Linked DNA regions of Homo sapiens: all the other regions are linked to region 1. A link is a loop called in an ENCODE intact Hi-C map of the cell type or tissue named here. Cell type or tissue: A673. All regions are shown on one strand.

Evidence for each region. A loop is a pair of places that touch in the nucleus more often than their neighbours do. Peaks named below come from ENCODE experiments on the same cell type or tissue, not always from the same donor. Only the 100,000 strongest peaks of a DNase experiment are listed, where the experiment ranks them.
Region 2: it touches region 1 in a loop (14-fold over the local background); 3 of 110 quality-filtered maps call a loop at or near these places.
Region 3: it touches region 1 in a loop (5-fold over the local background); 8 of 110 quality-filtered maps call a loop at or near these places.

Annotation. Positions count from the first base shown.
Region 1 is chr2:182,908,929-182,916,928 of GRCh38, forward strand. It overlaps NCKAP1 (NCK associated protein 1), which reads right to left. Exons shown (of 31, transcript NM_013436.5): 31 at 187-8,000. Among named protein-coding and RNA genes, the nearest start is that of FRZB, 46 kb to the left of the region's middle. In A673, no CTCF peak of the experiment used is centred here; DNase peaks (open chromatin) are centred at 3,053, 3,793, 6,743 and 7,113; H3K27ac peaks cover 5,699 bases.
Region 2 is chr2:183,006,287-183,014,286 of GRCh38, forward strand. All of the region lies in intron 2 of NCKAP1 (NCK associated protein 1), which reads right to left. Among named protein-coding and RNA genes, the nearest start is that of NCKAP1, 28 kb to the right of the region's middle. In A673, no CTCF peak of the experiment used is centred here; DNase peaks (open chromatin) are centred at 3,355 and 4,085; H3K4me3 peaks cover 619 bases; H3K27ac peaks cover 4,252 bases.
Region 3 is chr2:182,779,986-182,787,985 of GRCh38, forward strand. It overlaps DNAJC10 (DnaJ heat shock protein family (Hsp40) member C10), which reads left to right. Exons shown (of 24, transcript NM_018981.4): 24 at 1-8,000. Among named protein-coding and RNA genes, the nearest start is that of DNAJC10, 68 kb to the left of the region's middle. In A673, a CTCF peak has its summit at 4,874 (motif pointing right); DNase peaks (open chromatin) are centred at 336 and 4,906.

The DNA of each region.
Region 1 (8,000 bases):
GGATCATATATCGCAGATGGGAGTGTCAACTGGTACAACTGTTATATGATAATGTACCACATTTCTGGGACTTTTTAAAGCATATATATTTATCCAAGTGCTCAAATATATATATTCAGATGTTCACTACTGTATTTTTTTGAAGAATGCAATCGGACTGTTCAATAGGACACATAACACATTTAGGCTATTTCAAGATAATGGTTTATTTTGACACCACCAAAAGGAATGTAGATCTCTCTGTTTTGATCTGGAAATAGGTTCAATACACATTATATCAAATTTACCGTTTCAACCATTTTTAAGCATACAGTTCTGTGGCATTAAGTACATTCATGTTGCTGTGCAACAACCACCATCATCCACTGTCAGAACTTTTTCGTCTTCCCCAACTGAAACTCTGTTCCCTTCATACACCTTCTCTTCATTTCCCTCTCCTTGCCAGCCCCTGCCAACCAACATTCTACTTTCTATCAATTTGACTATTTTAGGTACCTAATATAAGAGGAATTATACAATATCTGTTCTTTTGTGGCTGGCTTATTTCACTCAGCATAATTAATGTCTTCAAGGTTCATTCATATTGTCTCATGTGTCAAAATTTCTTTCCTTTTTAAGGCTGAATAATATGCCACCGTACATATATATCTCATTTGTTTTTTGATTCATTTGTTGATGGACGCTCGGATTTACTGCCTTTTCTTGTATGTTGTTGTTTTATTTGTTTAAGTAAACAATCACTTTTAAAGCCAAGGTTTCCTTGAGAAGATATTTAGGGCACAGGACACCAAAATACAAATAAGTCAACTAGAAATGAGAATTTTCTGTGCTCCATTTTGAATTTGATTTGTAGTTCTCAGAATAGAACAGGGAGCCCAACCTGAGCTGAGCTTCTTGGGTACTCCTAAGAAAAACACTTCCCTGGAATCCATTCTCAGCCACCGATTTAGATAAGGGCCAAATAGCCTCCTGATCCAAGGCCACAAATTCTGTCACATTTGGTGTTCAGACACGTATAACCAAGTCTGTTGGAATGGATGGGGTGGGAATTCAGTGAAGGCCAAAATACAAAAGAAAATGATAGGGTCGCAGACAGAAAGTTTTATTCTAAGGAGTTCAACCGCTGAGCCCTAGAGTTAAGGAGAAACAGTGGTTTCTGCAAAGCTGTGGTAGCTGGCTCTTTAACTGGTTCAGACTCTACTATCTTGGAGGACTGCAGGTGCCCTGGTAGCCAAAAGGGCTCTAAGTTCAAACTCAAGGAGCTGCCTCACTAAACTCTACATCATTTTGGAGTCCAAGTAAACCTGCTGTGGGACAACCCTTGCCACCCCACTCAAGCTACAGTTTTTGATTGAGTAGGAAAGCCAGCATGATTTGTGTTTCTGCATCCAGGCAAATGTACTAAAATTCTTTGAGAGATGAGAGGAAATATTTTTCAGAAGCTTGGAGGTCTGAGTACACATGTGGGGAAAACAGTGATTATAAATTGGGCATGGATGTTAATGTATACTCATATGTGCCCACAACAGTTGGAGCCTTGGGAACAAGGAAGTTACACTGCCTCGGCAAAGAAAGTGCTTTTCTCCACTGGAACTGCAAAGGAGAATCTCAGCTCTAGGAGAGCCTCAGACCATTCAGGATTCAGAACCTAGATAGATGATGCTGTGAGGGCTGCGGCTGTGCTCTGCACTTCTGTGTACGTCGAACAAGACAATAGATGTGAAAGAGCAACCCAGAAGTTAGTCCATGTTTGGTGGAAAGGGGTCCTCAGCACCCTCATAGGTCATGCATCCTCAAAACCTTTTCTTCTAGGAAATTCCTGGCAATGCAATCTAATTTCTTCACTCCTCATCTTGAGGGGTAAGTGGGCAAACATCAAGAACACTGGCTTATCAGCAACCTTCAGAGAAAGTTACTGAGAAGAAGGTGATTGCTAAGTATTTACAGATTAAAGACTCAACCTGTATTCATGCTCTGATGGTCCAACATTATAACTTGGAAATAAAAATAAAATCCTAAGCTCCCCCCCCACATTTGACTAAACAGACCCTCTCCTGGCCAAGAGGACTTCAGGGAAACCTTAAAAACTGAGTTCCCGGCCATGATGGGATGGGAGGTTGGGCACATCTCATTATACCCCCTCCTCACTAACTACCATTAGGTGTTCTTTCCTAAGAGTTAAACAGAAACCAGCCCTTTGGAAAGACCTGTTGCACCTCTGATTACAACCAACCTCATGACTACCCCTCCCTTTTTGCTCTTTGACAACTGACCAGCATTCCTTCCTATTAAGGGAGTCCACTGACCATGGAGTGGTTCTGGCCAGTCTAGGGAAGATGCAGTGAGGGTTTTTGTGTCCTCTGCTTCACCTTTTGATGTCAGAGGGCTGAAAATCCCACCCTTGGATCATGCTAACACCACTAAGCCTTACATAGTGGGGAATTCAAACACATGGGAAGGGGATTAATTCACAAAACAGCCTATACTATATGAATAAGACCAAAAAATGGCCATCAGTTCATGACTTTATTAACTTATATAGTTAATACATGTTTTATATACTGTTATAAACAGACTATGTGAAAAAATTTGAAATATAAACTCTTAAACCATGAAAACATAAGTCAAAATTCTGTTACTTCAAATGTTAAATATTTCAGTCATCTATGAATGGCCATCATAATGATTTGAAACTAGCAAAGTTATCAGTTAGGTTTGCTATATCCTTTTTTTTCTCCCAAGCTGTTTGAGCTTTTATGTTAACACCTATACTACTACAATGAGAAAACAGATTGCTGTTGATGGGAATTATTAAAAAAAAACAAAACAAACAGAACCGCTTTTGGAGAAACTTGCCCTTATATACTCTCTTATAATTGCCTCAACAAATTCAAGATGGTTATACTTTTTAAAAAAGTTTTTCATGATTTTATTAGAAAGCAGTAACTGCATTTCTGGTAGGCCTTTCTGATAGGTCACTTGAGAATGACTTTTGCATTATTCATGCATTTTCCACAATAGACACTTCATGTCTTTGAATTATTTTAGTTGGAGTAGGAAATGCAAACAAATCGGCAAATGGACTTAGCCCTTGAAAGCTTATGTCCAGCTGAGTAGTTATATCAATCACATCATGAAAAATTCCTTTTACCTAAAAAACTGCTGAAGTTCAGAGGTTGTAATTTTTTTTTCTCAGCATAGGACAGACTGAAAAAGAAAATGAAGACCATCTTAAAATATCTTTGGATATTGGCAAAAATTTAGGGAGCTTTTTGATATGAGAAAAATATGCTTTTGCCTTTAAGGCAACATGTTGCCCATTACGTATTAATAAACTGGATTCAACAAAGACATTCTTACCCATTGCTAAAAATCAACCAACTATAAACAGTTACCACAGTTCTGTTTTTGCCAGTGCCAAAAAGATTTCCAAATCTTTTCAGCTAAAAAGCCAGCAAAGATCAAAGAGTTTTCACATGAGCTCTCTATGTGGCAATGAGATACAAGTGCCATCTTTTAGCACATTATAATAATCCTGTTGTGCAGTACTCCTTTCCAATGACCTGTAAAAATTATATATTCAGAAAGGCATTTTTCTCAGCAAAAGGGAAAAAGTACGAATTAGGAAAGGTACATTTAACAAGCTCAATGATCTATTATAAGTTAATACACTTTTTCCCCATTCTGTGGAGTTCAGAATTATAAATGCTTGGCTAGTTAGCCATAATAAAAATGGAATTTGAATGTTAGAGTGCAACCTGACAAAATGATTTATTACTCCTTCGTCATTGAAACTAATACACGCTCTAACCTTTATAGCTTTTCACTTACTCTGTTAAGCATGCCTTGCACCAAATTAAAATATGTGCACTAGCACAATACTATAGACAGATCTCAAAACCAAAGAAAGATAGAGGAAGAAAGGAAGGAAGGAAGGAAGGAAGGAAGGAAGGAAGGAAAGAATTCAGCCAGATGAACTTTAGTTAAGTGCAATTTATGTTTTTGCTAATGGCATCATACTAATTTTCCAATGCATTCACCTATCCATTGGCCATGGTTACTATCATTGAAACTTTCACTTGAGCCTCTGTTCAGTTTTGACGTTACCATGTTGAATAGTTGTTATTTGTTTTACTGTCTGCCTCCTTCATCAGATGATGAGTAGTGACCCTAGTTTTACAGTCAAGATCAAACATGTAAAGTCTGTCTCCTCCACTATATTATAAGCTCTGTGACATCAAGGACCAAATCTGGTTCATGTACATGCCAAGCATTTAGGACACTATGTCCTGTGTATTTATTGATTCAACAAATATTTATTGAGGACTGTTGTGGCTTGAATGTGTCCCCGAAAAGTTCATGTGTTGGAAATTTGGTCCCCAGTGCAGCAGTGTTGAGAGGTGGGACTTCTGGGAGGTGATTGGTTCACAAGAGCTCTGCCCTCATGAGTGAATGAATTTATTTCTAGATTAATGGATTGATGGGCTATCAAGGGAGTGGGTTAGTTACCACAAAAGTGAGTCTGTTATAAAAGTCAGTTTGGCTCTCTCTGGTGAATCCCACCCCCACACCATGTGATGCTCTGTGTTACCTCAGGACTCTACAGAGACCCCACTAGCAAGAAGGCCCTCACTAGATGAGAACCCTTGACCTTGTACTTCCCAGCATCTAAAATGGTAAGCAATAAATTTCTTTACTTTATAAATTACCCAGTCTCGGGTATTCAGCTATAGCAACAAAAAATGAACGAAGATAAGGACCTTCTCTGCACAGGGCCCTTTTGATTGCAAGAAATATAATCTAGTCAAATTAATTAAAATGAAAAAAGAGTCTACTTCCTAATTCTCATCCTCTCATGCTTCTTTGCTTCTCTGTCTGCATCTGCCTCATTCTTTTTTCCTGATCAGCACTCTGATGCTCTCTGCCCCCACAGCCTGTGGAAATACAGGAAACTTCACAATGGTGCACAGTCCATACTCCATGAAACTTTCTGCTTAAGTAGCCCCCACAACCCTCAGCCTCTTGGTTCTAACTTAGTGAGAAAACTCTGATAAGAACCCACCATTTACAAGCTATTGGACTAACTCCCCTTGGATCAGTTTTCTTCCCTCATTTAATCAGTTGTAGCCAGGGAGAAGTCACATATTGGTATCAGAGTGTGCAGTCACAGAAGGAACTCCCTTTAGCAGTATCTCCCCTTAAATGAAGTTATAGTTAGGGCAGGTAATCGTAGACAAGACTAGTTAAACTGTGTTTTTAGTTAGCTTTGTTTTGTATTTTATCATTCTGTCCTCAGTATCTAGCACATAGTAGGTATTTTAAAAACTATATTCATTGAACTGATGTTAGGATATGACATAATATATTATTTCTAACTTTTATAGTTTATGTGAAATGGGGAAGGCAAGTGGAGGGAGCTGACGTTTTGGACTCTGGACAGATACAATACATACCTGCTGCCAGGATGAATAGATTAAAACAGGCAATTTCTATTTCTTTAACTTTCCTACTCAAGCATTGTTTTTAAATGAAAACTAACTCAGCATATCAAGCTTTAAAAAACCAATTAAAAAATTAAAAGAGGAAATGGAGATACTCTAGTATGCAATTTATATGAAACCCATTACCCACTATAACCATCTTTGAGGACACTCTGCATTTTAGAAGTGCCACAATAGCATATTCTCTCCTTTTCTGGTTCCCTTTAAAACTTAAGTCACTTAGAATGACATGAGGGGTTCTATTACTAATTTGAAGAGTAAAAAGAGTAAAAAGGAACAAATTCCCCTCTAATAAATTACCCCCACAGAAAATATGCTGTGAGGTGGGAAAGGCTGATGGCTAGACCGACACTGCAGAGTTCCATTGGTAGAGATGCGCTTTGTGTAATGTTGGGAGCAAGTAATGATTTTTCCTCTTTGTTCTTGTGGAGGGATGCTTTGGGTGCTCAGAGGAGCATTGACTACCTTTTCCATCCCTTCCCTTTAAAGAAATCAGATTTTGTAAACAGTGAAAAAACCAAGAGCAGATGTGATCATTTAAGCTGGGAATGCAGCCATACCGGGTGTCAGAGCATGTTGTGAGCACCTCTACCTGGGTGTCCCCCTAGGGCTACAGCTGCTCTCAAGGTCACTTCCTCTCACACAGACAGGCAGTGAAACTCATGCTGAGGACTCATCTTCTGTACACACTTTTAAGAACTTCTACTTCCAAAGATACAATGAAGTTAATAAATGAAGCAAAGCAGATTTCTAGACTAGGCTTCACATAGGGTGGCTTGCAGCATTTAGAAGCATTTCTCTAGACACCACACCTATTTTCCAACTGTAATATTCTGTATAGAATGCAAATGTTCAGACTTTGCTTTTCAAAAACGTTGTATGGTTCACAGCTGAAGAGAGAATAGTTGAGAGTTGAGTGATCTATCCTTCAAACTACAGGCATGATATTCCTTCACTTGCCAGCAACCCTTGGACCTCTGCAAGGATGTGACAGGAATAGCACAACTCACTAGAGCAGGTATCAGCTGCTCCCTCTAGTCACTTTCTGGGTGCTGTGACCTCCAGCAGCAGAGGCATTCATTCTCCAAGGGTGTTCTATGAGCCTTATTGGTCCTCCCTGTACGATCAGCTGCGAAAGAACTGCCAGTGCAATCTTGAGACTAGATGAGGAGTTACACTGACAGGATAAAATTTCAAGGCTTGCTAATCCTTGTGCATGATGACATGAGATCATCAGACCAGCTTGACTATAGGAGGCATTTCTGTAAAGGGGTAAGATTACAGTTAAGTGTCTCACAGCTCCTGTCTTTTCTATGAAGTACTGACTCTAGCTAGGGGTGAGTCACCAGAATAAAATGATCATTTATTTCAGGACAATGACCTGAGTAGTCACTTTGAAATTTTTCTGATGGCCTCTCTTCTTTGCTCTTGGCATTTCACTTAAATTTTCAGATTTAAAAATAATTTTTTTGCTACGTGGAATGCCTTTTTGATCTATTGCCAATGCTTTCACCTTTTGTCTATTTATACAAGGGGCTCAGATTCTGCATCTTCTCCCCCTGACATCCCAGACAAGTGATTTGTCTCATTGGGAGAAATCTTAGAAACCATGTCTTCGGGGCAGTTTCCTCTCCCTCCCCGTCTCCCTGCTCCTGCTCCTCCCTCTCCCCCTCCCCCACTCCAACTCTCCTTTTCCCTCTGCCATGTAAGAAGTACCTTGCTTCCCCTTCGCCTTCTGTCAAAAAAAAAAAAAAAAAAAAAACATGTCTCTGTGTCATCACTGAGCTGCTGCTATTACAGGTGTAGAAATCCCCAGCTGCCTGTATCTCTGATGCTTCTCCACAGGAACAAAAAGAAACAGAACCACTTGTTCCCAACATGAAGCTAAGGGCATCTGTACCAATGGAGGTCTGTAGCATCTGTCCAGCCACTGGCCTTTCCTAACTTAAAGTAAGATTCTGAGAGTTACACAGGGTAGGAAATTTGACTAAACAGACAGAAAGATGAAATAAACCTAGACCGTGACCTCAAGGCAGTCCCAGAATCAAAGGAGTCAGAGATAAATAATAATTACATTATGATTCAATATGTACTATAATAAAGGCATTTATAAGGTTTAGAAGAAACAGGATGGCATGGTAAGGAAAGGGCAAGTGATGTTTGAGCTTACTGTTTACATTATGTTCAGGAGTTTGCCAGCCAGAATAAGAGAACATTCCATTCCAGAGACAGGGAACAGCATGTGGAAAAGCACAGAAGCTTCCAAGAGCAATTGTCGCAATTGTTCTGGATACTGCAATAACATTTGAAAATACAAGCTTTACATCTTATACATTTTTGTGTATAGTATATAAAAATATAGTATAACATACATATAGTATAGAGCAGTCTTAAAATTAATTTTAGCATCGTTTTCTGTTAAAGTTACATGACAGGGAAAATAATCTTTCCCATTTAAGATAAAGACTCCGATCAGAGCTATAGAATAGACTAACACAC
Region 2 (8,000 bases), 97 kb after region 1:
CCAAGATAATGTACATAAGAATATGTAGCAATGCCTCACAGCCAGAAGCTGTACATTAAATATTAAGTGAATAACAAAGGAAGCTTGCAGATCACTTCTTCAAAATAAATATAATAAAACTTTAATATTCCCCATTATTACCCATAGTATTTCTAATAAGAGCTGATATTTACTGAGCATACATTATGTGTCAGGCATCGATTGTTCCAAACATTTTACAGGTCTCTCACACAATCCTCTCAATATCTCTATGCAATCACGTTCCCCATTTTAGTGAAAATAAATTCCATAAAGCCTGGGTGAAAGAGGTCAACTACAACAATGAAGAACAAAAGTGTCTACAACTCTCTTGCTTCAACTACAAAAAATGCTACATTTTAGTTCCTAAAGTGAGGGAGAGTAGATACTACCAAAAATTATTAATATCTAGAACCAAGTTTTCTTAATTCAATCACATTGTTTTATAGGAAATAAAAAGCAGAAAATGGCCTAAGAACATAGGTAACACATTGTTTGATGTTATACAACAGAACATTAGAAAAGTACTACTGTGAGAAAAAATTGATTCTATTCACTACACTAATATTTTATTTATTTATTTTTGGGATGGAGTCTTGTTCTATTGCCCAGGCTGGAGTGTAGTGGTGTGATGTCGGCTCACTGCAATCTCTGCCTTCCGAGTTCAAGCAATTCTTCTGCCTCACCCTCCCAAGTAGCTGGGACTACAGGCAGGCACCATACATCCAGCTAATTTCTTTGTATTTTTAGTAGAGGCGGGGTTTCACCGTGTCGGTCAGGCTGGTCTCAAATTCCTAATCTTAGGTGATCCTCCCGCCTCGGCCTCCCAAAGTGCTGGGATTATAAGCATGAGCCACTGTACCCGGCCTCAATACGCTAATACTTATAAAAGCATATTCATGTGATACATGCAAATATTTTAGCAAAGAATTTGTATAATGCTTTCCTTAAACTTTCTAGCTATGGGTCATTATTCTAAATATTCAAGTAAAATATGTAAAAACTGGAAATAAACAGGATAAATATCAGGCATGCTTATGGCAAAGAACCTATCTTCATACTGAAAAATCCTGGTAATTAATCTTTGTTCAATTAAGAAGCATTTTCCACACAAATATAAGTATCGAGAAAATTGAAATTTATTATGTATTCTAAATCCTAAAGTATTTCATTCTTCCAAAGAAAAAGCAATGGCAAATTACCATAAGGAATCAGTGCCTACGAGCTAAACCACTGAATACAAAGGAACGTGGGTAGTTTTTATTCACTCATTTCAATTATTACCTTCTATTGTTATTGAAACTGCTTATTCATAAATTATTTTTCTTAATCTAAGTTTTGCTAGCATTTGTTCCTCTTAAAAAAAAACCAAATTCAGAAGTTTGGTTTCAAGGAATGCTTTGTTCAAATTCTTAGTATGATATTCTAGGCCAGGCTGCTCAAAGTAAGAGTGCACTGAGATGCTATTTGGGTAAATCTCTGCCTAAACTGTCCCAGCTACCACCCTAGTCATCAACTCTCATGTGGACTCCTACGGTAGCACCCTAACTGGTCTCTGTATTTCTCCTCTTGCCTCTTCAATCTTCTCCACATAGCAGCAGCACAGTGAATGTTTTTTGTTTTTGTTTTCTTTTTTTTTGAGACGGAGTTTGGCTCTTGTTGCCCAGGCTGGAGTGCAATGGCACAATCTCGGCTCACTGCAACCTCCTGTTACCAGGTTCAAGCAATTCTCCTGCCTCAGCCTCCCGAGTAGCTGGGATTATACGCATGCGCCAGCACACCCAGTTAATTTTATATTTTTAGTAGAGATGGGGTTTCTCCATGTTGGTCAGGCTGGCCTCGAACTCCCAACCTCTCAGGTGATCCGCCCGCCTCGGCCTCCCAAAGTGCTGGGATAACAGGCATGAGCCACCACGCCCAGCCACAGTGAACATTTTAAAGCAACACACTACCCTAAAAAAACTGATTCCACTGATGTTATGCAAGATGTTTAACAGCACGTGAAGAATACAGGTGAATTCTCTATACTATTTTTGCAAAGTTTTTATAACTCTAACATTATTTCAATACAAAAATCATTTTTTAATTCCAACAGTTTCACCTCACAATTAGAATAAAAAAATAATTACCAGTGCCTCAGAATAAAGTCTAAATCAAAGCCCTTGTCTATCTCTAAGACCTCATCTTCTTTCATGCTCCTCCACCCTCACTCAGTATAGTTATCATATTGGTCTTCCTGCTGTGTTTGCATTCACCAAGTATGTTCCCATCGCAGAGCCTTTGCATTTGTTCTTTCTCATGTCTGGGGTGCTCTTCAACATTTCTGAGCACAGCTTACTCCCTCACCTCACTTCTCTTCAGTGAGGGAGAGTAGATACTACCAATTTTAAAATTTCATTGCTAGCCATAAATGAATTTGACAGTAGGTATAAATTCATGTCTCAAATGAGTTTCTAAATTGATTTAATCCCTTGAATAAAATCCCCAAAGTTGGGTAAAATACTTCACATTATGTCCTTCCAGCAAAGGAAAGCATAAAAGAAATGAGTGGCAACCATAGAGACTGACATATGCATATCAAATATAAGCAAATCTCTTAAGATTACCTAAAAATTCTAATTAACACAAAGAATAGTCATGTTTTAAAAGAACCTTAGACTCCTACTTAAAATCTTTTGTAGTGTATTTCTTTTTTCATATACAAAGTGATTATACTGGCAGTAAATATTTCAAAAATGCATTTTTCTGAGGAAACTGTAGTAAATATATTTTAGGAAAATGTATCCAGGCCAGGTGCGGAGGATCACGCCTGCAATCCCAGCACTTTGGGAGGCCGAGGTGGGCGGATCACCTGAGGTCAGGAGTTCAAGACCAGCCTGGACAACATGGTGAAACTCCATCTCTACTAAAAATACAAAAATTAGCCGGCATGGCAGGTTAGCCACCTGTGGTCCCAGCTACTCTGGAGGCTGAGGTAAGAGAATCACTTGAACCTGGGAGGTGGAGGCTGCAGTGAGCCAAGATTGTGCCATTGTACTCCAGCCTGGGCAACAAGGGGAGGGGAAGGGAGGGGAGGAGGAAAGAGGGAGGGGGAGGGGGAGACAGGAAAGAGGGAAGGGAAGGAAGGAAGGAAGGAAGGAAGGAAGGAAGGAAGGAAGGAAGGAAGGAAGGAAGCAAGCAAGCAAGCAGGCAAGCAAGCAAGGTTGGTTATCCTAACACTAGCCTAGTAAAATATGCATTACTGAATTACTGAGTGTTTAAGATGTATACTAAATTGAATCCTCTTAATACTTTTTCAAGGTACATTACTTTTTTTATTGTGGTAAAATACGCATAAAATTTGCCATGTTAACCTTTTCAAAGTGTGCCGTTCAGTGACTTTAAGCACATTTGCACTGCTGTGCAACCATCAGCACCATCCATCTCCAGATGGTTTTCATCTTCTCAATCAAAATACATTTTAGTCCTCATTTTCCAGATACAGAAACAGACCAGAAAAGGGTAAGATGCCAATCCGGGTCTATGAGATTCCAAAACTTGAAACACTTCTTCAATACACTTCAACATTCAAGTTGCTATACAATGACATAAAAGTAGCGTAGGGACAAGCTAAAGAAAACATTTGTATTTAATTATATTATAATCAATTACACAGACTTAAACTTCTAAAAAATCTAATTCAACTGTTTCACTTTATAATTAAGGTTATGTTTCTCTAAGTTCACACTGCTAGTCTTCTGTTTAAATTAATTCTGGAATGCACAAAGAGTTTTCTATTAAAGAACTGAAAGGCAAAGAAAAAAACTTAAAATTTGTGTCCATGCCTCCTTGCAATAGAACTCTACTGCCTCCATTAAGCACTGTTGTCTATTTTCCCCACCCTTCCCATCTTGGCTGGCCTTGTGACTTGCTTTGACCAACAGAAAGCAGCAGAAACAACGAGTCACTTCTAAGTCCAGGGCAAGGTCTTGTAACTTCTGATTTTGCTCTTTTGGAACACTGCCCTGACGTGCTGTATGTGAGGAAGCCTGAGATATCGTATCACATAGAGAAAGGGCACTTCAGCATCCCTGCTGTTCCAGCTGGGCCCATCCCCCAGAATGCACCAGTGGAATGCACTGCGGTAACCTAAAACCAGTGAGACCAGCAGAGAAACTACCCAGTCAACCCACAGAATCATAAGAAACAAGCTGCTGTCGTTTTAAGCCATGAAATTTAGAGGTGACCTGTTATGCAGCAATAGGTAACTGACACAATTAATATCAAGTTCAGCAATATAGATTAAAATAATTTCTATTTCACCACCTGAGCACATTAATGTGCCTCAGCTAAAACTTTTGGAAATTTAAGATTCTGGCTATAGATGGTCAAATTAAAGCAAACTTTGAAATTAATTTTATCATCAGTACTACAAAAATCACTAATTATATACCGTGGTATAGTGGGGTTGGTCAAGTGTAACATTTTTGTATAAAGGGTATCACATTGCATTAATGATAACACAATTTACCTCACTTAATGGCACTATTTTCCATTACAAATAGAAATATAAATAGGTTAGTTCCTTTACATTCAATTTTAATAATTTTTTAAAACCTTTCTAATATGTGATTAACTTACTTTCAAAACCAGTAGACCAGGCATAAATCAAGCTTTTCTTACTGATTAGATGTCATCATTGTAATTGATAATTATACAGATTTATTTATGTCAAGATGGCCTCAGATGCTACTGACTTGTACAAGATAATCTGACATTAAATGGTCCTTGCCTGCTATACTTAAGAGTTTTTATTTCTCTATCAATTATCATTTGCTCCTGATGAGAGTTCCTTTTAACGTACAGTGTGTTAGAAAATATACTTGTTACAATTTTGCCTAACCGGACTCAACAAGTTTGGTCATAGGAGAACCAAAATGCTTTTCTCTGAATAAACTTCATTTATTCTAGAATACATTTCTAGTTGTTCAAAATCATTTGGTTTTTTACAGCTTTATTAAGGTACAGTTTACTTACCATGAAATTTACCCATAAGTGAAAAATAATTTTAGTAAATTAGAGTTGTGAAACTATTCACTCTATCCAGCTTTAGAACATTTCCATCACCCCAAACCCTTGTGCCCATTTACAGTTAATCCTGCTGTTACTCCCAAGCCCTAGGCAACTACTGATTTGCTCTCTTTATCAATAAGCTTGCCTTTTCTAGACATTTCCTATAAAAGAGAATCAGACAATATGCAGCTTTTTACATCTAGCTTCACTTATTCATGTTATAGCGTTTATCGTAGTTTGTTCCTTTTAATTGGTGAGTAGTATTCTGTTAAATGTACACACTACATTTTGTTTATTCATTCGTCAGTTAATAGGCATTTGAATTGTTTCCAATTCGGGGCTATCATGAATAACAAATTCTGCTATGAACATGTCTTTGGGTAGACATATTTTCATTTCTCTTCGGATAAGTCCCAGAAGTGGAATTGCTTTCTTCCTAACTCTGAGATATGATTCAAAGAGGCAAGTGACATGAAAAGTACAGATAAGTGAAGAGTTACTGTAATAACATATTATTCAGACAACAAATATCTTAACCTATTATATTACCAGGCATTGTGGGAGAAGCTGAGAAAAACTATGAATAATGTACTGACCCTGCCCTAAACAAGCTCATTGTCTAGTGAGGGATGTGTATATACGTGTACAGGGAACTCCCAATTGTTTTTTCTTTTTGGTTTGGTTGGCTTTTTTGTTCTTTTTAAGGTAAATATCCAGTTTTTGAAGCTGATTAACTTCTAGGTGCAAGGTTTAAAGATGGTGAAAAACTACTATGATCAATTCCCATATTCCCTTCAAGACAAAGGTTTTCACCAACTGGCAATAACATGAAAAGGGTAACAATAAAAACAAAATCTACACATTAGTGTGATAAAGACCACAATAAGAAAGGTCAGAACTTCTAAGAGTGGTGAAAATGCTGAGCAAAACAGGGAAGTCAAAGGAGAGGCTGCTCTGAGTAGGTACCCATGAATGATTTTTGGTACATGAATACATACTGACAGAGGGCATGACAGCTGATGTTAAGTTTTCTCAAGCCTGTAAACAGGAATAAAGCTGATGTTTAAATTATCCTGGCTTCTGTCTGGCCTTTTTGGACATCTGTTGTTCTTGGGAGATTTGGAGACAAAGTGAGGTGGCATCACTGGGAGAATAATTCCCACTTAAAATCTGTAATACTCTGCCTCCACAAATTCTTTCAACACAGAGGGACCTCCTATCCATTCACTCTACCATCTTTTTACTGTCACTCATCCCCTTACGCCTTTTTTTTTTTTTTTTTAGACAGAGTCTCACTCTGTCCCAGAGTGTAGTGGCATGATCTCGGCTTACTGCAGCCTCCGCCTCCCAGGTTCAAGTGATTCTTGTGCCTCAGCCTCCCCAAGTAGCTGGGAAAACATGCGCACGCCACCACACCTGGCTATTTTTTTTTTTTTTTTGTATTCTTTAGTAGAGACAGGGTTTCACCATGTTGGTCAGGCTGGTCTCGAACTCCTGACCTCAAGTGATCCACTCACCTCAGTCTCCCAAAGTGCTATTACAGGCATGAGCCACTGTGCCCAGGCCCCCTACTTTCTTATCCATCTTAACTTTAAATGGCCCATCATTATAATTACTGCCTTGCCCTTCCCTCCCTCTTTCATAACTGTCTGATAAAACCTACAGTAGCAGAAAAGCATATACTTTGCTGACTCTGATCTCAACCTGATTTCATGATCATTGACCACAACTGAGTAGCAATACTACTCAAACTTTTCTGTCAATTCATTTTCCTACTGTCCTAGATGATTATTCCATTCCTTTCTCTCTCTCTCAAATCCCTCAATAATCTTCTTCAACTTGACAGTCAGCTTAAACCTAACCTGAGATCTACATTCATATAAACAATTGGCTATTTGATATCTCCACTCAGATTTCCAGTAAGCCTCTCAAACTTAACACGTCTAATATTGAGCTACTGAGTACTTCCCCCACTGCATTCACTGTACTACTCCCACTGCACTACCCCAAACCTATTTCTCCTGTTCTCTCACCCCATTATATCTTGACATGAGTTCAGGCCAAAAACCTTAAAGTCTTATTTCTCACTGTCCATACACCCAACACCCAATTCATCAGCAAATACTATAGGTTCTGTCTTCAAAAATATATCCAGAATCTGAACATTTCTCACCTCAACCACCCTAGTCCAAGCCACCATCAGCTCTCATCTCAATGATGGCAAATTTCCTAACTATTCTCCCTATTTTCACCTTTGCTCTCCTGCAGACTATTCTCTACCGAGTAGCCATAGTGATCACAGTCATATCACTTCATTCCCCTACTACTCCCCTCCTATGGCATCTCAACACACTCAGGGTAATTAGCTAAGGTCCTCACTATGGTCCAGAAAGCCCTATATGATCTGCCTATTCATTACAACCACTGGCACTTCATGTCCTACCACCGTCCCCTTCAATCATCTACTCTGCTCATAATGCCCTCCTTGTTCCTGAACATGCCAGGCATGCACCCACCTGAGCCTTTGGAGCTGCGGTTCCTTCAGCACAGAATGCTCCTCCCCTAGCTAAACTCACTCCCTCATATCTTCAAATCTCTGCCCTAATGCTTTCTTCTCAGTAAGGCCTTTCCTGGTCACCCTAAGTAAATTACATCTGCCAGGCATTAGTCTTATGCTTTTACCCTGCTTTGTTCTTCCTAGAACTCTTTACCTGGTATTATATTCTTATTTGTTCATTATTTATTTCTGTTCAACATAATATAAGCTCTGTAAGAACAGAGACTTCTGTTTGTTCACTGCTGGAATCCTCTCTTCCAGAACAGAACTTGGCTCATAGAAGGCGCTCAATAAAGGATTTAAATAAATAAATGAATAATCAGTGGAGAATGTGATGGAAACATACATATGCAGAACTTAAACTAATTTGGAA
Region 3 (8,000 bases), 130 kb before region 1:
TGTGACTGTTAAGAAATAATAAAAGATTAAATTAACAAAATGCATTTTAAATTTTTATGATACCTATAGAAAATTGATAATGAAGATGAAAAGTAAATAACCTTTCTGATAATATTCTACTTTACACATATACTGAAAACTTACTTACATATACCCAAATTCTTCTAGTGAAGAAGTTTGTAATATGGTTTGAGTATTTGTCCCCTCCAAATCTCATGTTGAAATATGATCCCCAGTGTTGGATATGGGGCCTGGTGGGAGGTGTTTGGGTGATGGGGGCTGATCCCTCATAAATGGCTTTGTGCCTTCCCCAGTGGTAATGAGTTCCTGCTGTGTTTATTCCTGCAAGAGCTGGTTGTTAAAAGGAACTTGGCACCACCACCTCCTCTCTTTCTCGCTCCTTCTCTGTGTGACATGCCTTCTCCCCCCGTGCCTTCTGCCATGAGTAAAAGCTCCCTGAGACCTCACCAGAAGCTGAGCAGATGCTGGTGCCATGTTTTTACAGCCTGCAGAACTGCAAGTCAAATAAACGTTTTCTTTATAAGGTAACCAGTCCCAGGTATTCCTTCATTGCAATGCAAAACAGACTAATACAGTTTCTTTTCAGTAAGAATTACAAAATTTAGGCCAATGACCAAGCTGAGTATAAATTACTAATCATACACAAAAATGTGTTTCACTGGCTTGAGTCATTTTTCTGTTTAACACTGAATTTACACTTAGATTCTTGTACTGTCACTGAGTCCCCTTGTAAACAGCTAGGTATATTTTGTGAATGGAAACTAGCCAAAAATACAGCCAAAGTCTCAACGCCAAACTGGTCTACATCAGTATGGACTCCAGAAATGCATCTTTCAACCACTTGATTGCATTAAGTAGTCATTTGAGTGCATCACCTAGTGGCCTTTGGTCCTGAAAGTTAGCAATCATCCCCAAAAAGGTCTGTGTTAATAACTGATAGACAATCTTCATTAAGCAACTGCTGTTTTTTTTTTTTAATACTTCAAGTTCTGCAATACATGTGCAGAACATGCAGGTTTGTTACATAGGTATACATGTGCCATGGTGGTTTGCTGCACCCATCAACCTGTCATCTACATTAGCTATTTCTTCTAATGTTGTCCTTCCCCTTGCCCCCTACCCCGCCGACAGGCCCCATTGTTGATGTTCCCCTCCCTGTGTCCATATGTTCTCATTGTTCAACTCCCACTTACGAGTGACAACATGTGGTGTTTGGTTTTCTGTTCCTGTTAGTTTGCTGAGAATAATGGTTTCCGGCTTCATCCCTGTCCCTGCAAAGGACATGAACGCATCCTTTTTTATGGCTGCATAGTATTCCATGGTGTGTTTGTGCCCGTTTCTTTATCCAGTCTAACATTGATGGGCATTTTGGTTGGTTCCAAGTGTTTCCTATTGTGAATAGTGCTCCAATAAACATACGTGTGCATGTGTCTTTATAGTAAAATTATTTATAATCCTTTAGGTATATACCCAGTAACGGGATTGCTGGGTCAAATGGTATTTCTATTTCTAGATCCTTGAGGAATCGCCACACTGTCTTCCACAATGGTTGAACAAATTTACACTCCCACTAACAGTGTAAAAGCATTCCTATTTCTCCACATCCTCTCCAGCATCTGTTGTTTCCTCACTTTTTAATGATCGCCATTCTAACTGATGTGACATGGTATCTCATTGTGTTTTTGATTTGCATTTCTCTAATGACCACTGATGATGAGCTTTTTTTCATATCTTTGTTGGCCACCTAAATGTCTTCTTTTGAGAAGTGTCTGTTCATATCCTTTGCCCACTTTTAATGGGATTTTTTTCTTGTAAATTTAAGTTCCTTGTAGATTCTGGATATTAGCCCTTTGTCAGATGGATAGATTGCAAAAAGTTTCTCCCATTCTGTAGGTTGCCTGTTCACTCTGATCATAGTTTCTTTTGCCATGCAGAAGCTCTTTAATTAGATCCCATTTATCTGTTTTGGCTTTTATTGCCATTGCTTTTGGTGTTCTAGTCATGAAGTCTTTGCCCATGCCTATGTCCTGAATGGTGTTGCCTAGGTTTTCTTCTAGGTTTTTTATGGTTTCAGACCTTACATTTAAGTCTTTAATCTATCAACTTAATTTTTATATAAGGTGTAAGGAAGGGGTCCCAGTTTCAGTTTTCTACATGTGGCTAGCCTGTTTTCCCAACATCATTTATTAAATAGGGAATCCTTTCCCCATTGCTTGTTTTTGTCAGGTTTGTCAAAGATCAGATGGTTGTAGAAGTGTGGCGTTATTTCTGAGGGCTGTGTTCTGTTCCATTGGTCTATAGCTCTGTTTTGGTACCAGTACCATGCTGTTTTGGTTACTGAGCCTTGTAGTATAGTTCGTTCTTTTTGCTTAGGATTGCCTTGGCTATATGGGCTCTTTTTTTTTTGGTTCCATATGAAATTTAAAGTAGTTTTTTCCAATTCTGTGAAGAAAGTCAATGGTAGCTTGATGGGAATAGCATTGAATCTATAAATTACTTTGGGCAGTATGACTATTTCACAATATTAATTCTTCCTATCCATGAGCATGGAATGCTTTTTCCATTTGTTTCTGTCCTCTCTCATTTCCTTGAGCAGTGGTTTGTAGTTCTTGAAGAGGTCCTTCACGTCCCTTGTAAGTTGTATTCCTAGGTATTTAATTCTCTTTGTAGCAATTGTGAATGGGAGTTCACTCACGATTTGGCTCTCTGTTTGTCAATTATTGGTGTATAGGAATGCTTGTGATTTTTGCACATTAATTTTGTATCCTGAGACTTTGCTGAAGTTGCTTATCAGCTTAAGGAGTTTTTGGGCTGAGATGATGGGGTTTTCTAAATATACAATTATGTCATCTGCAAACAGAGATAATTTGACTTCCTCTCTTCCTGTTTGAATACGCTTTCTTTCTCTTGCCTGATTGTCCTGGCCAGAACTTCCAGTACATAGGAGTGGTGAGAGAGGGCATCCTTGTCTTGTGCCGGTTTTCAAAGGGAATGCTTGCAGCTTTTGCCCATTCAGTATGATATTGGCTGTGGTTTTGTCATAAATAGCTCTTATTATTTTGAGATATGTTCCATCATATCTAGTTTTTTGAGTGTTTTTAGCATGAAAGGGTGTTAATTTTATCGAAGGCCTTTTCTGCATCTATTGAGATAATCATGTTTTTGTCATAACTGCTATTTCAAATGTTTGGAGGAAGTAAAATGTCTTTAAAAGAATAAGTGTTGATTTTTGGAAAATATGAAATTGGAAACTTAGAAAACTTGAATTCTAAGTGGCTATTTATATTACCAAGCGGTAAAACATTAGCTAACTAAAACATGGTTCTGAAGCCAGTTAACTAGCAAAAAGTCCCACCTATGCATTGAAATATCTTTCTCAAGTCATTAGATAAAGTATATGGCGTTAAGGCAAAAAATACATATACACACACAAAAAAAATATTTCAGCAGCCACTGCCAACTGAAAGTAATAAAATGAAACAATTTGTTGGCTTTAATGTATTTAGGAAAAATCATTTATTTACAAAACATCTTCCCTTTCTTATCATGAAAATTATGAAGATGAGGTAAAGTCTGTTCCATTTTTCCTCTATTTTTGAGAAATCTTAGATTTATCTTTACCAGTCTGTAACCCAGCTTTCTTGTTTTATATTTTAAATATACTTTCTATTTTGTGACAGGAGTGAAAAAATGTTTAATGATTTTAAACATGTTTATATATATTTTTCAGACTTGGAACAGCAGTATCTCATGTTTTACTATAAAAACTTGGGTATATTACTTGAAGATCAACTATATTGTTATTTTTAGTATGTTAGCAATTCATCTGTCAATAATCACCAAAGAACTCAAGAATGAATAACATGATCTATCAAAAGGCCTATAATCTCAATCTTCATGTTAAGACTTTGGAAAGTTAATTTGTATTAATTAACTAATATAAATTAATCCTATCAAGTTAATTTGTAATAAATTCAAGATGCAAAAAGAAAACCTATTTCACTACCGAAATTAAATAAACTTTAAAATTCATTTTGTTGGCTGGGTGCAGTAGCTCACGCCCATAATCCCAGCACTTTGGGAGGCCAAGTGGAAGGATCACTTAAGGCCAGGAGTTCAAGACCAGCCTAGCCAACATAGTGAAACCCCATCTCTACTAAAAATACAAAAACTAGCTGGGCATGGAGGTGTGTGCCTGTAATCATCTACCCTGGAGGCTGAGACAGGAGAATTGCATGAACCCGGAGGCAAAGGTTGCAGTGAGCAGAGATCACACCACTGCCCTCCAGCCTGGGTGACGGAGTAAGACCCTGTCTAAAAAAAAACAAAACAACAAAAAAAATCATTTTGTTGGTATTTTATATAAACTTAAGAAACCTCCCCACACAAACACACACAGCCATATTGTCATCTCTGAAGACAGCAGCCACATGTGTCTTATTCCCTGCAGTGTTGGCAGAACCTAGCACATTGTTGACCCGTAGAAGCACAGTGTGTATTTCAATTGACAAACAGCCAGAAGTATTATACTGTTGACTGTGTTTAAAACTAATTTGCCAGAGCTCTACTGTGATAAGAATTTCTGACTAGAAATTATAAATTCATTGTTTTATGCCTTAAAAATTATAAATAATGATAAGTTTAATTTGCAGCCCTTATAGCTTAGAGGCATTGTAGTTGATATTATAGTAACCCTTTTAGATGTTAGTAACTTTTATTGTAAAATTTAAGGTAGCTCTACCTGCTAAAGTAGCACCTATTCTTTTGAAAGGAACTTTCTCAAAGGATTTTTAGGGCTTCATAATTTCTTGTTGCTCTGTGTAAATCCCTCTGATAGGCTTCCCTGAAGGATTTTAAGCAGAAATAACATCAGGTACCAGTAGATGGCAGTGAAAAATAAGCAGACACATTTTTCTGATAAAATGCCATTTCTACCTCAGTACTTGATAAGAATCACACAGTCTAGCTGGCCTTTGTGTTTTCACTAAAAATATCCTGAATTATCAGTCAGTTATGTTTGACTATGAGAAATTGCAGAAAAGTTAAAAGTATTTCGCATCCAAAAGTTTGTAATCTAGTGTAATAAATAGGACAGATACTCAAAGTGTATGAATGGTATGACAATAAATTTAGAAAATCATACAGGCACACACACTGCTATAGACATGTAAAGATACATACATGTATTGGAGCTCAGCAGATTCCCATTCATGAAGAATGGTGCCTGTGTAACAGTATAAATGGATCACTTCTAATAAATAAAACATAAAATTGGACTAATAGCTTAATTTTTTTTTTTAATTCAAAAATCTCAGGGTTTTCTGGGGCTTTTAGTACTCCTTTGTGAAATAAGACACATAGTCTTCAGGTAAAAAGAAAGAGCTCTTGGTCACAGAAATGGGTGTACTGAATTCTCGCCCTGTAGTCAAGTACTTACTATGAGTTTGGAAAAATTGCTTACTTCATATCTGTATCCTAATTATCCTAATTAACTCGTTTGTTAAGTGGAAAAAATATTTCAGTAGGTAGTCATATAAATAAGATGAGGTAATGTGTTTAGAAAAACAAATCAATGTGCAGGCAAGAATCGGGAATGTGGGAAATTTTGTAGGACAAATGGTATGATTTCTTTAATGAAAAAGACAGAGAAAGGTATCGTATAGCTTAAAAGGAAAAAGAAAAAGAGGCTTTTCAGTCATGAGCCAAATGCAGTATGTGGGCTATATTTGCATCTTGATTTGAACAGACTATTGTATACATTTATATATACATAGATCTATAGAGACAGTAGGATATATTTCATATATATATGAAACAGTTGGGGAAATCAGAATATTTGAATTTGATATTAACTAAGAATTGTTTGCAGGGGATGTTGTTGCATATTCTAATGACTTTTTTTAATAATGAAAATGTTTGGCATTTGCTTTAAAATAATCCAGTAACCAGGATCTGAGAGAAACCAAAAAAAAGTGGGGAGATAATAATCCAGGGACTTTGGGTAGTTGTTAAATGGATGGCTGTATCATAAGTATTGAAGCTGATAAGGGATAGATATGGGTTGATTATATATTTGTTTTGCTGGAAAATGTTCCATGATACAGTTTTAATAACAGTTTTAATTTCAGAAACGCAAAATATTGTTTTTACAACTAAGATAACATTGAAATTTATACAGAACCCCAAATGACAAGTGTATAATCAACTGCCAGGAAATCAGTTTACCTGTTAGAGGTAGAAAAGTTACAGGATAAAAATGGAATTGGTTGGCACTAAGTAGGACCACTTTCGAAGAGAATGGGTAGAATTCATTTTCTTTTCATTACTTCCTTTCAGCGTGGAGCCTGAGCATCATTTCACCATTTTGAGCCTCAAGCTCTCAATATACTGGAAAATTGTAATCCTGTTCCCTTCACTGAGGTCATAATACTGAATTCTGAAATGGAAATAATTGACTAGAGATTGTCTAGTCAAACTAGACTGATGAGGTCTCACCATTTTCTTCAAGGAAGATCAACTGAACCTGCCTGAAGGCACAGGGTACACCATCTTCCTAAGGTGTGACCTCCTGTTCCCAAAGGAATAGACCTAGGTGACCAACCAGCAGCACCTAGCTTTTGCCAGCTACGCAGCTTTGAATAGCCTTCCACCCTTGTGTCCTTCAAACCCCATTCTTGCCAAAGCCAAGTTCTCTCCCTCCCTCTCAACAGATTTCTCAGCACACATCAGATTTCACACCGATCTATGAAAAACTATTTTTAGAGATTATTACTATGGTCCGAATGTTTATATCCCCTCCTGCTCTCCCTAAAATTATGTTGAAATCCTAACCCCCAAGGTAATGGTATTAGGAATGTGAGGCCTTTGGGAAGGGTTTAAGTCATGAGGGCAGAGACCTCCTTTTTGAGATTGGTACACTTATAAAAGAGACCCCAGTATCTTGCTCGTCCCTTCTGCCATGGGAGAACACGGTGAGAGCGAGCCATCTGTAAACCAACAAACAAGGCCCTCACCAGGCACTCAATCTGCCAGCACTTTGATAGTGGACTTCCCAGCCTCCAGAACTATGAGAAATAAATGTGTTTTTTTAAGCCAGCCAGTTCATTTTGTTATAGCAGCCTGGACAGACAATATATTGAAAAAAATCAGTTTTGCAGTTCCACTGGTCAGGTGAATGCCAGAGGAGCTGGTCCACAGTCATAGGCGTTAAACTTCTTTTGGAAACTATACTGGCTTGACAGTCTCCCCATACTGATTCAGACTCCAGCAAGGTGCACATCACCCGCTAGTCATTGTGGCTTCTGCTGCTTTAAGGTTCTGGAATTATGGAAGAAAATAGGGTGGGCCTACTGTCTCTTCCCACTGTTTACCTGGTGTTTTGATTCTGAATAGTTTATAAGCTCTGCTATTCAAGAAGTTTATACAAACCCGTAATGTACTACCAAACCGTTCATTCATTATGACAAAACTGCCTACCAAAGCCACAGACTTTAAGTCTTTGCAGGATTACCACTGAAAGTTCACATGCTTGGTTAGCAGTCTTAACCTCTAACCAACTGAACAAATCGAAGACATTTAATTTAGTCAAAATAGGCATGGGAATGAAAGTGAGACTTAGAGGCAAAGAATGAGGCCAGGTGCGGTGGCTCACACCTGTAACTCCAGCACTTTGGAAGGCCCAGGCAGAAGGATTCCTGCAGACCAGGATTTCAAGACCAGCCTGGACAACCTGGTGAAACCTCCTCTCTACAAGAAAATTCAAAAATTAGCCAGGCGTGGTAGGGTATGCCTGTAGTCCCAGCTACTTGGGAGGCTGAGGTGGGAGGACTGCTTGAGCCCAGGAGGTCCAGGCTGCAGTGAGCCGTGATCACACCACTGCACTCCAGACTGGGAGGCAGAGGAAGACCCCGTCTCAAAAAACAAAAGGTAAAGAATGATTTTAGGAATTAGGTGTCTCTAAATTGAAGTAATGCTCACAT